Regions from separate parts of the Homo sapiens genome. Here region 2 is linked to region 1. Evidence: read pairs that join two places in POLR2A ChIA-PET (ENCODE). Cell type or tissue: PC-9. All regions are shown on one strand. Each heading gives the region's core, and the rest is flanking DNA. Links, peaks and the distances in the headings are about the cores only.

The links. Peaks named below come from ENCODE experiments on the same cell type or tissue, not always from the same donor. Only the 100,000 strongest peaks of a DNase experiment are listed, where the experiment ranks them.
Region 2: POLR2A ChIA-PET joins it to region 1 with 8 read pairs; 2 of 35 experiments call an interaction of 5 or more read pairs at or near these places.

Annotation. Positions count from the first base shown.
Region 1 is chr3:114,554,415-114,562,371 of GRCh38, reverse strand. All of the region lies in intron 6 of ZBTB20 (zinc finger and BTB domain containing 20), which reads left to right. Among named protein-coding and RNA genes, the nearest start is that of ZBTB20-AS5, 100 kb to the right of the region's middle. In PC-9, for the core only: no CTCF peak of the experiment used is centred there; a DNase peak (open chromatin) is centred at 4,391.
Region 2 is chr3:114,434,953-114,442,909 of GRCh38, reverse strand. The region is part of intron 7 of ZBTB20 (zinc finger and BTB domain containing 20); the gene reads left to right. Among named protein-coding and RNA genes, the nearest start is that of ZBTB20-AS5, 15 kb to the left of the region's middle. In PC-9, for the core only: no CTCF peak of the experiment used is centred there; no DNase peak of the experiment used is centred there.

The DNA.
Region 1 (7,957 bases), core at 2,425-6,424:
CCAACATGGTGAAACCCCGTCTCTACTAAAAATACAAAAATTAGCTGAGTGTGGTGGCACGTGTCTGTAGTTCCAGCTACTCAGGAGGCTGAGGCAGGAGAATCGCTTGAACCTGGGAGGCGGAGGTTGCAGTGAGCCGAGATGGCACCACTGCACTCCAGCCTAGTGACACCGTCTCAAAAAAAAAAAAAAAATCAAACCAGCCACAACATTCCCTTAAGACAAAGCCTAATCCAGAGCAAGGCACTGACTCCTCAATTCTATGAAGACCAAGAGAGGTGAGGAAGCTTTAGAAGAAAAGTTTGAAGCCAGTGGAGATTGATTCATGAAGATGAATTAAAGAAGCCATCTCTATAATATAAAAGTGCAAAGTGAAGTATCAAGTGCTGATAGAGAAGCAAGTTATCTGGATGATCTAGCTAAGATAATTGATGAGGGTGGCTGACCTAAACAACAGATTCTCAATATAGATGAAATAGTCTTCTACTTGGAAGGAAATGCCATTTAGGGTTTTTATAGCTATTGAGGAGAAGTCAATGCCTGGTTTCAAAGCATCAAAGGATAGGCTTACTGTCTTGTTAGGAGCTGGTGCAGCAGGTAACTTTAACTGGGAGCCAATGTTTATTTACCATTTAGAAAATCCTAGGGCTCTTAGGAATTATGTTAAATCTACCCTGCCTGAGCTCTATAAATGGAATAATAAAGCCAGGACAAGAGCATATCTGTTTATAGCATGATTTACTGAATATTTTAAGCCCACTCTTGAGACCTACCACTCAGAAAAAAGAGATTTCTTTCAACATACTACTGCTCATTGACAATACCTGGTCACCGAAAAACTCTGATGGAGATGTACAAAGAGGCTAATGTTGTTTTCATGCCTGCTAACACGACATCTATTAGCAGCCCATGGATCAAGGGGTAATTTTGATTTACAAGTCTTATATTTAAAAAATAAATTTCATAAGGCTATAGCTACCGTAGATAGTGATTTCTATCATCGACATAGGCAAAGTAAATTGAAAACCTTCTGGAAAGTATCCACCATTCTCGATGTCATAAAGAACATTTGTGATTCATGGGACAAGGTCAAAATATAAATATTAACAGGCATTTGGAAGAAGTTGATTCCAACCCTCATGGATGACTTTCAGGCACTTAAGACTTTAGTAGAAGAAGTAACTGTACATAATGTGATGAAAATAACAAGAGAACTAGAATTAGAAGTGAAGCCTGAAGATGTAACTGAATTGTTGTACTTTCATACTTTCATTATCAAACTTGAACAGGTAAAGAGTAGTTTCTTATGGGTGAGCAAAGCAGTGAGTTTCTTGAGATGGAATCTACTCCTGGTAAAGATTCTGTGAACATTTTTTGAAATGACAACCAAAATATTTAGAATGTTTTATAAACTCATTTGATAATGCGATGGCAGAGTTTGAGAGGATTGGCTCCAATTTTGAAAGAAGTTCTACTGTGGGTAAAATGCTATCAAACAGCATCACCTGCTGCAGAGAAATCCTTTGTGAAAAGAAGAGTCAATCATGTGGCAAACTTCATTGTTGTCTTATTTTAAGAAATTACCACAGCCACCCCAAGCTTCAGAAACCACCACCCTGATCAGTCAGCAACCATCAACATCAAAGCAAGACCCTCCACCAGCAAAAAGATTACCACTCAGATGGTAATCTTGAAAGCTCAGAGGGTGGTGAGCACTTTTCAGCAATAAAGTATTTTTAATTAAGATGTGTTACATCTCCAAAGTATCCCTGCACTACCACAGAGGGAGACAGGAAAGTGTAGTGGTGAAAGGCTTGGACATGGCATCAGACAGGTGGGATATGAATCTTGGTTTTACCCCTCATTACCAAGTTAAATAACCCCTCATCTGACTTTCCTGATCTCTAAGAATAGATAATAATAATACCTAATTCATGGACATAGTTGCTGGGAGGATTAAGTGAAGTAATAAATGTAAAGCACTTAGAGCAGGACCTGGTACATAATAAGCAACAAATGTTAGCTGCTGTTGCTGTCATCATCATCATCTACTGAAAAGTAACAGACTCAAGAGAAACCTTACAGGGAAGATGTGCCTTATTTATTGTTAAGTCTTCAGTCTAGAAAAACTTGGTAAACTTAATATTCTTACTTACTGTAGCAATACACTATTTCCCATGGCAAAATTCACTCTTTACTCTGCTTTGATAGTATGTGGAAAAATATACACTGTTTCTTAATCACTGTATTAGAAGATTATTGCATTCATTGTTTTTCATAAAACAAAAATTTAAGAACAGACCAAAACAACACTGCATCAATGCTGATAAATATAAAATTTGACCTACATTTAGAATTATATATTTTTTTCATATTGTCTGTCTGGTGCCTAAGAATTAGTTTTTCTTATTATTATCTAATCTTCACAGCTACAATAACATCCCTGAAATTAAGCTAAGAATGCTACAAACACAAACTAAAAGCACAGTGGGCTTTCCACATGATTAGAATGATACCTCCCTTCTCATCGTCTTTGAACTAGACATCTTTTTCCCGTGAACTCCAAGAAGGGTTAGCCAGCCTGTGAGGCCCACCATTCCCCAGAGTTGGTGCTGGAAAGGAAAATATGTCTACTCAGCCAGTGATAGGATTTTCATAGGTGTTCCTTCTCTACAGAAAATGTTGAAGCCAGCAGCCTTCCAATCTACCTAGGGAGGTTAAGAATAATTTGTTTCAGAATGGTATTGCTTAAAGAGATTCCCAGCCTCTTTTAGTTTATGGCTTCCATTGATAATATGATGAAAGCTATGGACCCTCTTCCCAAAAGAGGGTGCAATACCTTTTCAAAGGATTCACAAACCCCCTCAAGCCTATTGGTGGACCTCAGATTAATTATACCTGGTTCACAATTGTGTTCTAAGTAAATCACTGTAGGACTGACTGGGCTAACAAGATTTCAGACCAGAATTGTGCAATACGTATTTACCATATGATCTTGGACCAGTCATTAATGTAAATTGAGGTCCTGGCTTTTAATTAGTAAAATGAGTACTTTTAATCCTAATGTGCAGGGAAAGCACATATTTATTTTTAGAGCATTTTGAGGTACATTTAAATAACTACTGTAATAAAGAGCATTGATATTGGCCTTGTTTACTATTTATTTACTGTTTGGTCATTAATTTATTCATTCACTCAGCAAGTATTTGTTGAGCACCTACTATTCCAGACACTGGAAATACAATAGTGATCAGAACTCACAAAGTCCTCCTTCCTTCTGGAACATTCTAGTTAAGGGAGATAGTTAATAAACATGTAAACTCACTAACACACAATGAAGAATGAAATGAAGAAAGTAAGAGTAAAATCTCACACGGATGGCATGTAAGGAGATGGCATTTGGTTGAGACCTGAATGATGTTAGAAACTAGCCATATGAAGATGTGAAGGAAAATCATTTCAGGCAAATTGGAATAGCAACTTCAAAGGCCTTGAGGCTCAAGTGAGCTAGGCATGTGAATTATGACAGGTCAGTGAATAAGGAAAAGTATACTGGTGATGTGTTCAGAGAAGGAATCAGGAACCAGACTATATAGGCTGTAGAGTGAGAAGTTTGAATTTTATTCTAGTTACAGTAAGCAGCCATTGGTGATTTTTGTAGTAGAATCTAATGTCACATTGAAAGAAATCACTACAGTTTCTGTGTAGAGAATGGGTTGTAGAGGAGCAAAAAGGAAGTAATCCCAGTTAATAGTTAAGAAATGTCCAAAGTTGAAGACAGAAATTAATCTCATGGCAGTGTAATACATTGCCTCGTGGAGAATTTGAAATGTCTTTTGTTGAACAGCCAAGAGAACAGAAACTGATTCATGAGATGAATCATGTAGCATGTCCTATGTCTTTGGCCATTTATAGGACTATTTAGGGGCGTAAAAGTGTTCTTTCTGAAAGGAAGGGGAAAAGGAATTGTGAGTACAGTCCAGTATTGTTCGCAAATGAGGTACTGTTATTAGCGGGGAGGGAGGATTGTTGAAGTAACTGATAAAGTCCTTAGCAACCAGGAATCTCAATAGGTAAGGGAATTATTGGGAATATGGGCCAATTTTATGAAGGTTCATCACAAGTGTGCTTCCTCTGTTTCCTGAAAGCTGCCTAAGATCACAGGTGACCTAAAGTCTTCTTCTGTCCCTTTTTAATAGAAGTTTAAATGTCCTGATTCTTTACCACCATCCACCCCTCAAGGTAGTTCCCAGAAATTACTACACTGAATGGTGGAAATAGGTAATGTAATTTGAATGAACATCAGAAAAGGAAAAAATTCTGTTGTGTTTATAGGTGTTTCCCAATAGAATTAAAAGATTAAGTCTGAGGGAATGTATTAACATTAGGGCTGTAGTGAGTCACCAGTATTGCTTGAAGGAAGTTTAGTGCTATTATTCCTTGTCAACCAACTGAAATACTTTAGTAAATGGTAAATCATAATAAATACAACTAGGAATAATGCCATGTGTAAAAATAATAATTTATTTTAGCTTATATACCACTTATTTTCACTAATAAACTAAACAATTATCTTAATCATTTCTCAATCACATTCATATATAATGCAAATTTGGTGTAGTATGCAATTACAGGTGAAAATATATCTAGACAGTCATTCAGAAGGCAAGGAGTGGGAGCCTTTTTGAAAAGGGCACTTCTATAAGACTATAGGTTATAGCTCCAGGGTAAGTATGAAGAGACAAGAAACTGCATTAGAGTTCAGGGTAACTGACTTAAAGTGATGTTGAATTTCATAATCAGAGTTCCTAGAATGACCTTGCAAATTATATTTCCAGGAAAACATGAACATAATAACATAGTATCATAGAATAGCCTTATTCTGTGGACCAAAAACAATTAGGTACTATATATGAAAAACATACTGCAAATACTAAATGTACTGAGCTTATTCAAATAAAGGCTTAAGAACTGGTTATTGTTGGTTGTATTTTTGTAAATGGGAGTTGAAAAATTCTATAATAGAATTTCTGACCCTTCTGTTATCCCAGGTTCTTGTGCTGTTTTAAACACTTCCCCTCCCTTTCATTCCCAAACTGTCTTTTCTCTGGGGAAAAGAATATAAATTATCCTATCTAAATTTCAAGGATGACTATTCCCACATGAGAGCATATCAAAGCTGAAAAGAGAATACAGAACTCATAACAACCAGTACCATTCACACCAGCTCATCTGCTACTTCCTAATAAAACTGGTTGTTAATCTTCCCTAATTTGTCTACATCTTTCAGGTAATAAAAGTGTCTAAACCATAATGCATTCTTCCAGAGAAGATAATCAGGTAACATAATACCTCTCAGCTCAAAGACACAGTGCCCCTTTGTATGCAGTCTTGAATTGGATTGACATTTCTGGCTGACACTTCACATCAAAGGTTGTTTTGCTCAGTTCACAATCTGATCTTTTTTATTGTCTTCTAGAACATTCCTAATTCTCAAAAAGATTTCTGCATCCTCAGCAGTATACTGAGAGCTTCTTATTTCATTATCTCATTAATTTTATTAATTGTTAAGATGTATCTAATTGTAAATTTCTCTTCTCAGGAAAGTGTCTTAAGTCCCATCTTTGGAGATACTAATAATCAGAATATTGTGAATACCAAAAGTATAGTTAGGTTGGCATAACTCATCTGCGAGGGGAACAGAGATCTGTCAAGTAGAAAAGATGCTCATAACTGTAATGATTTCATAGGGGCCATTCATTACTTAGTGTATTTTCTTAATATGGAATGAATCACTGTGAGTAAAATATTTCATTTTCTTCATTTATTTAGTTGAGCCATTCAATTCATACAGATTGGAAAACAATTTCCACGGGAAGATCAACTGGTATTTTGTGACTTCATATGGATGCTACATCCTGAAGGGTATCTTCAGGGTGTCTGAGCACTGAGGAATAGATATGTTTTAGATGAAACTTTCATAGTGATAGAGCATTTACTGAGATGTAAACAGTCTTAGAGTGCAAGTGATCCTATTATCTAAGGTGACTTCATAGAAAATGTAGATAAGATTGGGAAGGTACAGGGGACTTCAAGGAAATCGTCAATGAGGAAATGGACCCATTGGGAGGGACCTGAAAATCATGAGTTCATACCACATAACTGTTCACCTTTGTTCTGCTTTGTAGAAACAATATATGAACAGATCCAGATCCAGATTTTCTTCTGGATGAAGGGAAGCTTACAAGAAGGAAACAAATAGTTAACTTTTCACTGGCATGCTTACCCTGTTTAGTTTTTAATTGCTAATAGTGGATAGTGAGATGTTGTTATCCTCCATTGATAGAGAGGATTTTTTAAAAAGGCAAAAAAGTGGAAGGCAATGACACCTATGTTATCTCCCAATGTATTTTTGAATGACTGTGATCCAACTTCCAGTTTCAAGCTGCTTAAGTCCATTTCAAAGGCAGGTCCAAATCTAGTACTCACATGTTTGGGACAATTGAAGTCAGCAGGGTCTGTGGCTTCCCAACCTAGACTTTATTGTATAAAGGGTAAACAGCCACTTGTAATTTAGTGAGTAAGTGCAGATCTTTCATGATGCACATACCAGCCCAACTGAAAACTGGTCAATTTCTGTGTTTCACAGTGGCATTCATAAGGCCTCTATGGAGCATTATCCCATGCCTGAGGGTCATTACTCTTCCACAGGGGCACTGACAGTTGTGATAAATGGTGATACCTTGGAAGAGGAGTGTTTGGATGTTTAAACAGATTACATTTTCCATTAGATCACATCTTAGAATGTCTACTCATGTGGACAGTGAGGATGGAATCAGGACAAATGACATGTGAACTAGTGAGATTCAGGTGTACCAATCATCGTTTCTATGGGGGAAATATTGTGCATCCTGTCACAATATTATATGTGCTTCAAAGCAATGGATGATAACCATATATAGCTGCTGAGATGCTGGGATGTCGACAGGCGTGAGATTCTGTCCATCACTATTATCTACAACAAGACTCATTACCTGCCAACCAGTAAACATCCCATTTACACCATCTGCAATAAATTAAAAAGTGACGAAAAGAATCAAGATCAGTTTGAGTTGCAACGTGATTGTCAAGTTCATTTTCATCTCTAGAAGCCCTTTACTTCTCTGAGAGACTTTAGGGAAAAATATATGATGAAGAAATTGAGGAATAGCCTTGCAGTGGCAGATCTGATAATTGTCAGGTTTTTAACCAGAAATTTACAAATACAATTAGCTTCTTCAAGTATAAGAAAAGTCCAGGCCTTTGTCAATTCCCTTTGTCTGCACTTCTCTGTCTCTAGTTTTCTGGTATGCTGGAGCTGGGAATTAGTGTTTGATACTCCTAAATTGATGCTGACTACAGTGAGAAATATTTCATAAAAATGTATATTTCAACATAAACTATGAGGCAAAGCTGCCACTGTAACCAGAGAGGAAGTGATGATTAGTTTCTAATTTACACGTGCAGTGATTTCTTTGGCAAGTGTGAATTCCATGTCCTTTGGTAAGGTTCTTTGTAGCTGTTCCTACTTGAAGCAGTTTGGGGGATATTAAAAAGATACAGAGATCTGCTGACACTTGAGGCTATTTAATTTATATGTAAGCAAACTAGCTGCCTATCCAGATTACACATGTGGGTCATCTAGTGGTAGAAACTGCAGAGCCAAAGATCAAATAGAAGTCTTGTGTACAAGCCACATGAGAAATACTAGAAGGATTTGACATTTATTCATATGCATCACCTTTTATGAGAATAATTTATTGTTTTTTGTCTTCCTTTTTCTTCATCAGATATTCCATCAATGAGGAAATAACTTTTATTCTTACCTTAGAGATGGGAGTTCTCAGTGTTGCCCAAGGTATTGCTCTGAGCAAAGAGACCAATTCTGAAATGAGGATATTGAAGATAAGCCCTTCTG
Region 2 (7,957 bases), core at 2,206-6,205, 120 kb after region 1:
CACATTCTGTGGAAATAGAAAATGTCTAAAAAATGGAAATGATGAAATAACTTGAGACATGTAAGGGTAGAGATATAACATTAAATGTATGGGTTTAGCAAGCAGAGCAACATACAAAGTGGACTCTGAGTATGTATGGATCTTGCCAGTCCTTCAAGGTTTCAGTGGATAGCAAGAAAACGAAAAAGAGGTAGATCACATGAACATGGCAGAAGAGAGACTGACAGCAGGGTGTGCTCAAGTCAGAAGGAATGTTACATTTTAATCAGCCAGAAGTTCCATTTATTTGAGAATAAGCTGGTATTTGTGAGGGGAACAAGGTCACATTTAGTAGAACTGATAATTCAATAAAGGATTTTGACTTTGCCAGAGTAATGGTGTTGGCATCAAGAGAAGAAAGTTTTGCAGATTTCTGTGTGTGCACTTGCTGTTACTGGTGTTCCTGGTGGGTGGCTGAATCATCCTGATGGCATTCAACAGGAACCAGCTGCTGAGAATATTAAAATGCAAGCATTTATTCCTCTAGAGAGACAGTAGCATCTGCAAAGTTTTCCTATCTTGATAGTACAGATAATCCCAGGGAGCATTCTCTAGTAGTTTTCACTCTCTATTCATTTATACATTTTCTTTTTATCATTAGCATTAATATCTCAAGTTCTAAATGAAGAGAAGAGTGCCTGAGTCCTGAGTCCACAACAGGCTGTAGAGATGGATAGTTAACACTTGGCCAAGAACTTGGTATTGCCTCTTGGGCTTTACCTTGAATTGTTATCTAAAAGGGGGAAACTGACATTTCCCTCCCTTGGCCTGTCTTCAAAGCAAAGAGTCATCCATACTCCTAGTCTTCAGCGAGCTCCATCAGTGTAAATCCTGCCCCCAACAACCCCCACCAAACACGAGCTTTGGAGCTTTTCACTTTACTTATAAAATTTGTAAATTTGTTGCTTTCCTTGTGTGTTTGTATTTTATTTGTTTGTTTGGTTTATTTTGTTTTGTTGGTGGTTTTTTTTGTTTTGGTTTTGGTTTGGATTTTTTGAGCTACCATCAACAGTTAGGGGAAAGGGAGTTACAAAAAGGAGGTTTGGACTCTGTAATCTTCCAGGTCTTTCCATCTCTAATATTTATGAATAATGTATTGAACTGATGGAAAAAATGTTGAATATGTTCATTATGAATTATATTCACCGGTGTGTTGCCTAGAATATAAAAGAGCAAAGCAGTTGCCGTGTAAGTGGTTGCTTACAATAAATGTAGTGGTACAACAGAGCTCTGTATCCCTTCTCATTCCACCGCGCGTCGTCCCCAAACACACGCTTTACATGTCTGAGTGGCAACTGCAGATGAGGTGCTTGATGGGATGACAGCCAGCCAAGGTTCTGACGGGTACAGGGACATTCGTAGTGCAGTGGGTCTTAAACAGAAGCAGCCTTGATGAAGGTTTTGATAGTGCAGTTTCCTTCAGGAGAAATCACCGAAGCCAGTTTCACATAGCAAACATTACTCAAGTGCTTTCATGCTGCAGGGGTTATAACTCCTATTAGGAGAATTGAAACTTATAATTTTGCCCCTGATTTTTAAAAAACAGCATGAATAACTAATTTGTCAGCAATGTTACATTCTAAATGAGCCGGAGTGGCAGAAAATTCAGAACTATTTATTATATTTAGCTTCAAAATTCATTATATACTTGTCTCTGTTGGTTTTTCTTCATAATTATGTTTTGTTTAGAATTTATCAAAATAAAATTGTATTTTCTAAGCATTTACCAGATGACATTGAGAAACAGTAACCAGAAGCATGATAAGAGACAAGAAATCTTTTTAGTCACACAAATAATCGACAAAAGAGATAATAAAGAGTTAAAATAATAGCAAAATAGTTTTTCACTGGCCAAAAAACAGTGAGGCCCATTATTTATCAAATATGTCACCGTAACTGATATGCAAATATGTGCCAAAATAGAGAAAGACCATCTAAGGTCAGGGACTCAGAGAGGACAGCCCTAATGTAGAGAATAGTTCCAAGTTAAAGCAGTTCAACAGGAAGGTGCACAGAAAGCTCTGGCTTTTGTCTGATATCCCAGGAGAATAGCAGAGTGTTGATGAGCAGGTTCTGCCTCCAAAAAGCTCTTCCTTCCCATGGTATCACTTCAGAGCCTTTGGACTAGCTCTTGCGAGAGAAGGGTCCAAGACAGTACTCGTACCAGTATCCACTTTATAGTGACATTAATTCAAATAAACTGTCCCAGCGTTATCTATCCTTTTAAAACCTTTTAGAAATAAGCTTTTTTCTCCCCTATGCTCTCTTTAGAAGCTGAAACCCATCAAAGCCCATGAAGAGCAAGTGTAAATTTAGAGCAACCACATTTATCAATAGTTTATAATAATCTCAGAGGAGAAGCAGAGAGAAGAAGAAAGTAAGAGGGAATGAGAGAAATAGTGAAATTTTTTTCAGGAAAATTACATTACCCATTATTTAGATCAAGTCACTCAAAAACAATAAAGGATACCCAATTCCATAGTGGTATCATGTAAGAGCAGATGTGGGAGGATTTTTTTTTCCCCCAGCTCCACCCTTCCTTACAGGACAAATCGCTTAACCTATCTGTGTAATAGTGTATTTGTCAAATAAATAGAAAACCATCTATCCTCATCTACTTCACAGCAGTATTGCTAAGGCTGATTGTGCACACATATATTAATGTATATATCGTAGCTATCTATTTACAGCAGGGGAGAATGGTTTTAAAATAAATGAATCAGAGTTTTATGTGTGCATCCATTGTGAAGGTCAGTCACTTTTTAAAAAAAAAAAAGTAAGACCTTCTCTGCTGATTACCATTTGTTAAAACACTTGAAAATGATGGCTGAGCCTACATCACCTCTGTGAAATGGAAGACTTTTGAAATCTAAGCATGATTATAGAGATTCAAACACATTTCCATCTACTTATGGACCCTAATGGCCTTATGCAGAGCAGCAGTACAAACCTATTAAGCCAAATAAAAGATTAGCTTTGCCAATAGATATCTTTTAAAAAATCCTAAATCAAGGATGTAGCAATTGGTCTAGTGTCAAAGTATAATTCTGGCTGTAGGAGTGAACTGGTTCTCTATATTAGATATTTTTCTTTAATGGGACAAAGATGTATAGAAAGGACGGAATTAAGTTTCAACCTGTACAGACATCCTAGGCATCTGCCAAGCTACTGGTCTATCCACTCAAGAAGTAGGCTAAGTATATATAAAGTCCCTAAGGTCATTGGAAAAGAGGCCACATTCATTTCACTTTGGACTGCTGTTATTCTTTTGATGTTGGTCTGAGCTCTTTAAATCTCTACTTTCTTCATACATACATACATTTTTTAGACATGATGTTACCCTCCAATAGCTTTTCACCAGGCCCATTCCAAGCATCCAGGAAAGAGAAACTTAGCTTCCATGGAGAGTGAAGTCATCGCTTCAACTTAGCATAATAAGAAAGGGAGAAAGCATACTGTTGGTGAAATGAGGGAGTTTCTGCTAGGCTATGACCAGATTCTTCTGTTTCTGCTATTTTTTCTCTAACTGAAAAGAGTTATTGTGGTAATTCACCTGCACTTCTGAACCTGTGTGCATACACCCAAGACCTACTCAAGGTAAAGCCAGAAAGAGATTAAGAGCAGACTTTCATCCAGGGGACTCAGCTTCTTTTTAGTGACTTCTGCTTGTTTTGTTGTTGTTTTTAAATAAATTTGTGTTTTTAGAAAATATGTTTGAATTCCCAGACATTGATATCCTGGGCATCCTTAGGTTGTGACAGAAACACGGATTAGTGACTGTGACAAATGTCGCAGAAGCCAGTGCAGTTGCAATCTATCAAATATGTTGGCAGACCCCAGGATTTTCTGATCCTTGTTGCAGAATTCAGTTGTGTCCTTACCGTAGGAAGACAGGGTTAACTGAGAGTTTTGAGAGTTGTGGTATGTGCTTTTCCATTTGGGTCTGGGTAGCTCTGGGACTGGAATACCTTGGTAAAAACAATAACTAAAACTAGGGCCAGCTTCATGGGTATACAACCTGTGCAGTTGCACAAGGTCCCATGTTTGGACGGGCCCTATGCCTGGCTTGATGTGCTTCTGTTGCTGTCCTGAAATTCTTAATAATTTTTTAATAAGGAGCCCTACTTTTTTTATTTTTCCTTGAGCCCCACAAATTATAGAGCTGGTCTTGCCTAGAATTTATCTTTCCCTAGCATACCAATTGAAAGTATCAGTCATTTTTTCTCTTACTGAAAATGATACCTTTTTCAATTCCTCAAAAGTTAATTCCTCCATTAAACTCTTTGAAGATTTCTGTCCACATAATGTGGTTCAGAAGAACTCATCTCTCCTTCTTTCCTCCAAGCACCTTGAGATGATTATGATCAAGGTGATCTTGTTTTGTAATCAGAAACTCTATAGCTGTCTCAGCCAAGTTTTGTTTTGTTTTTTTTTGGTTTTTTTTGTTTTTTTTTGGCAAGGAGTGAATACTAGGGAGAAATAGTTGTATCATAGTAGTGAGGGCTTTGGCCTTTATTGGATCATTAAAATAGGCTTCAGTCATTAAATTGATGTTTTAAAATGAGCACCTAACATTAAGATTATCTTAGCCTAGGTACCTCCCAACCATCATGTGATCAAACACATCCGTGTATGCTAAAAACAAGCTGATCTCTCAGCTCTGGCCCTGGGCTTCTGCCTCTCTCAGACCCCCACCAATGCCACTGCTAGCTATGTGTTCTGTGGCCTTCCCCTCATCTTCCCTTCTGCTTTCAGCTCAGATCAATCCTTTTATTCTTCTTACTCAAAACACAACTGGCATTAGCAGGAGGCAGTTCCTCGCTTCAGTCTACATGTAGCATCTAAGGAGACTACTTCTTGCTGAGTTTTGTACAAACACACTAATGCCTGCCACCACATTGATGAGTGTGAATTACAGAATTGTAAGGCCTGGAGCAGACCCCAGAGATGGATGGGCCTGTCCACACTGACAGTTTGTTAGGACCAAGCCTTAATCCAGAAAATGTAGGCCTCCTGACTCCTAGTCAGGTATGCTTTGGATAACTCAAGGGGTGTTCGACATTCCTGAAAGATAAATTCCACATGACTGGCTCCTAAACCTGTTTTCAAGCACCCATGAGTGAAAGGAGGAGGAGAAGAAAAAGAAATATATACATATAAATAAATATTTTGTAGGAGCTGAGAAAAGAGTGCTGTGTAACAAGGAGCCTGACTGGCCACCTTGAGCTCTAGTTAGCTGCTTCAACCCTATAAAATACTTCCTATTACTAATAATATCTTCAGGGCTGTTGGAAGGATCTAGAGAGATGCTTACCTAACACAAAGCCTAACTCACTTGGAAGCTGAGGAAAGGTTAATTTCTTCTACCTCTTCCTCCTCCTTCTTTGCCCTTACTTTCACACATTTTTTCCTCCCTGCTCTAGGAAAGGAAGGAAAACAGAAGGGATCTGATGGAGAGATAGTCTTTGTGAGTTTAAATTATATGAGATTAAGCTACTCTCACCTCAACCAAGTAGGCTGTAGTTTGCTGACCGCCTGTTGAGCAACAGCACAACCATGGAGCAACAGAAGAGCCAAAGGCATTTTTGATAAACCATGACATCTCTCAAGGGATTTTTTTAGTGGTTCACCAGCTCCAGACAAGGCCCTGGGCAAAAACTGCAATAGAGACTGGGTTCTTTTCAGTCCTTGTCACCCACTTCATCTTCTCCTCTGCCAGCAGAGCCTAGGGTCCTTGTGTTAGTTAATCTGATTGCTTCCTTCACCTTCCCCTGTTCCAGAATTATCCCTATCCCTCCCTCCAGCTCCAGTTCAAAACTGCTTTACACTGAGATAACTCTCTTGGAGTTGAAGTGGTTATAGCATGAAGGCATGAATGGCTTGACCCCTCCGTGGTATGTTTGCATCTCAGAAGAAGTGCTGGAAAACCTTTTTTAGCAAGGGGACTTTTCTTCTTGCAGGCTCACAATCAGCTATGTTCCCAATGTGACTATACCCACCCCACCCCTTTCTTTTTTGTTTTTTAAGGGTTGAAGTCTGGCTCAATCACCCAGGCTGGAGTATAGTGCCACAATCATGGCTCACTGCAGCCTCAAACTTCTGTCTTTGCTGTAATCACACATGTGATGTGAACTCAGAAAAGCAAACTTTGTTCCTGGAGGAAAGAGAGGGAGGGAATATAGGTTTACATAGTGAATAAAACCCAGTATGATAGCAAAGGGTCTCTCTTACGAAAATATAACACAATATTACTTTTTTTGTATGAAAATAAGTTTCTATCTTGGATAGCCAAGGCCTTAACAGGTAACATTATAAGAGTACTATAAACAAATTTAAAACCCAAATGTTTTGTGATAAGTCAGGGCTTCTACCTCCTGTGAACTCTGGGCATTTTGCAAATTTGAATAATCAGTCATCTCGAGTCTCCTCTTTTTACAGATGAGAGTATTGAGGCTCAGATGGGACACAGGTTTTCTTCTGGGTCACCAAACTCAACAGCAGAGCTGAGTTTGGGGCCCTTGGGCCTCTAGGGAGATCTAGCTTTTCTGTCTGATACGGGAACTCCTAAGAGCACCTCCATCCACCCCAGCCAGCTTTCCTTTCTTCTGGTCATTTCTCTTTAACAGTTGTTGCTCCTGCACTCATCAAAAAAAAATGTCAGCACAAGAATCAAAGGGAGGCTATGGAGCATTAGAGAAATATTAGCAACTATTGAAAAGACATTTTGACCTATTTCTGTAGTTATCAATTTAATAGTATTTGTTGCCAGGAAATGCACCGTTGGCGGGTGGGAAGGTGGATTGCACCAGCAGCCTGTTCTCAGAGGCCCTCCAGTTACAGGAGGTGGTAATTCCAGTTAATAAAAGGGTGAACTTCAAACACATTTTAACCAAATCAAATTGTAGCGGGAAATATCATATTACTGATGTTCAAGCTGACTCACAGCTGGTAACATTAGTCAGTATATAGGCCCCAAATTCTGACTTTTCAGCATTTTCAGATGAGTTTCTGGCAGTGAGAGAGTTCCCCAGGCACATTGTTATGTAGGAATAGGAGATTTTTAGCTAACATAGGAGCTAGCATAAATGAAGAATTTTTTTATTCTCGTTAGACTTTTTATAAGATTGTCAGATATTCAAATAATATGTAACCAAGCCAAACTTCAGGTTGATAGGAAATCTAGAGCCAGGAGTTTTAATTTTTTTGTTGTTTTGTTTTTTTCTGTGACATGTTGGCAAATGATAAAAGCAATTCACTCTGCTAACCAGAGATGCTGGGCAGAATTCCCCCAACACTGATTTCATGCCATGAAAAGCACATGAAGTCTGGCCTGGCAAGGCATGGTGAGGAGCACAGGCTTTGTGTCCTACTGCTCCAATTTGAATTCCAGCTTAGTCCCTACTAGCTGTGTGACCAAAGGATATTTACGTAACTTCTCTGAACCTTAGGATTCTTATACAAAAAAAATGGGCAAAATATCAATCATTCGTAGTTGGTATGAAGATCAAATGAGATAACATATGTAAAGAAATCCATGCATAAAGAAAAACAGTGCCAAACGTGTACCAGGTGTTCAGAAGTGATCACTGTTATCTTCCTCCCTTTTGCTGCTATGGTGTGCAAGTTTTTTTTTTTAAAGAGTTAATTATTTTCCAATAAAATGCACAGCTTTTCATATGATAATAAAAGGAAATGCTGCTGGATACTCCACAGATTAATCTGGTGAGTCTTGTTTGAGTGAATGGCTGTTTGCCACCTCATTTTAGTCCCAGTTAAGCTTAGACTTCCCTTTATTAACCTCTCTCCGGATCATACATACAATAGGATACATGGACTACATGATAAATCAAATGGCCCCCTGATAACACAGTCCCAAGTTGTGTGAGCATTGGTGAGACAATGGATCATATGAATAGCT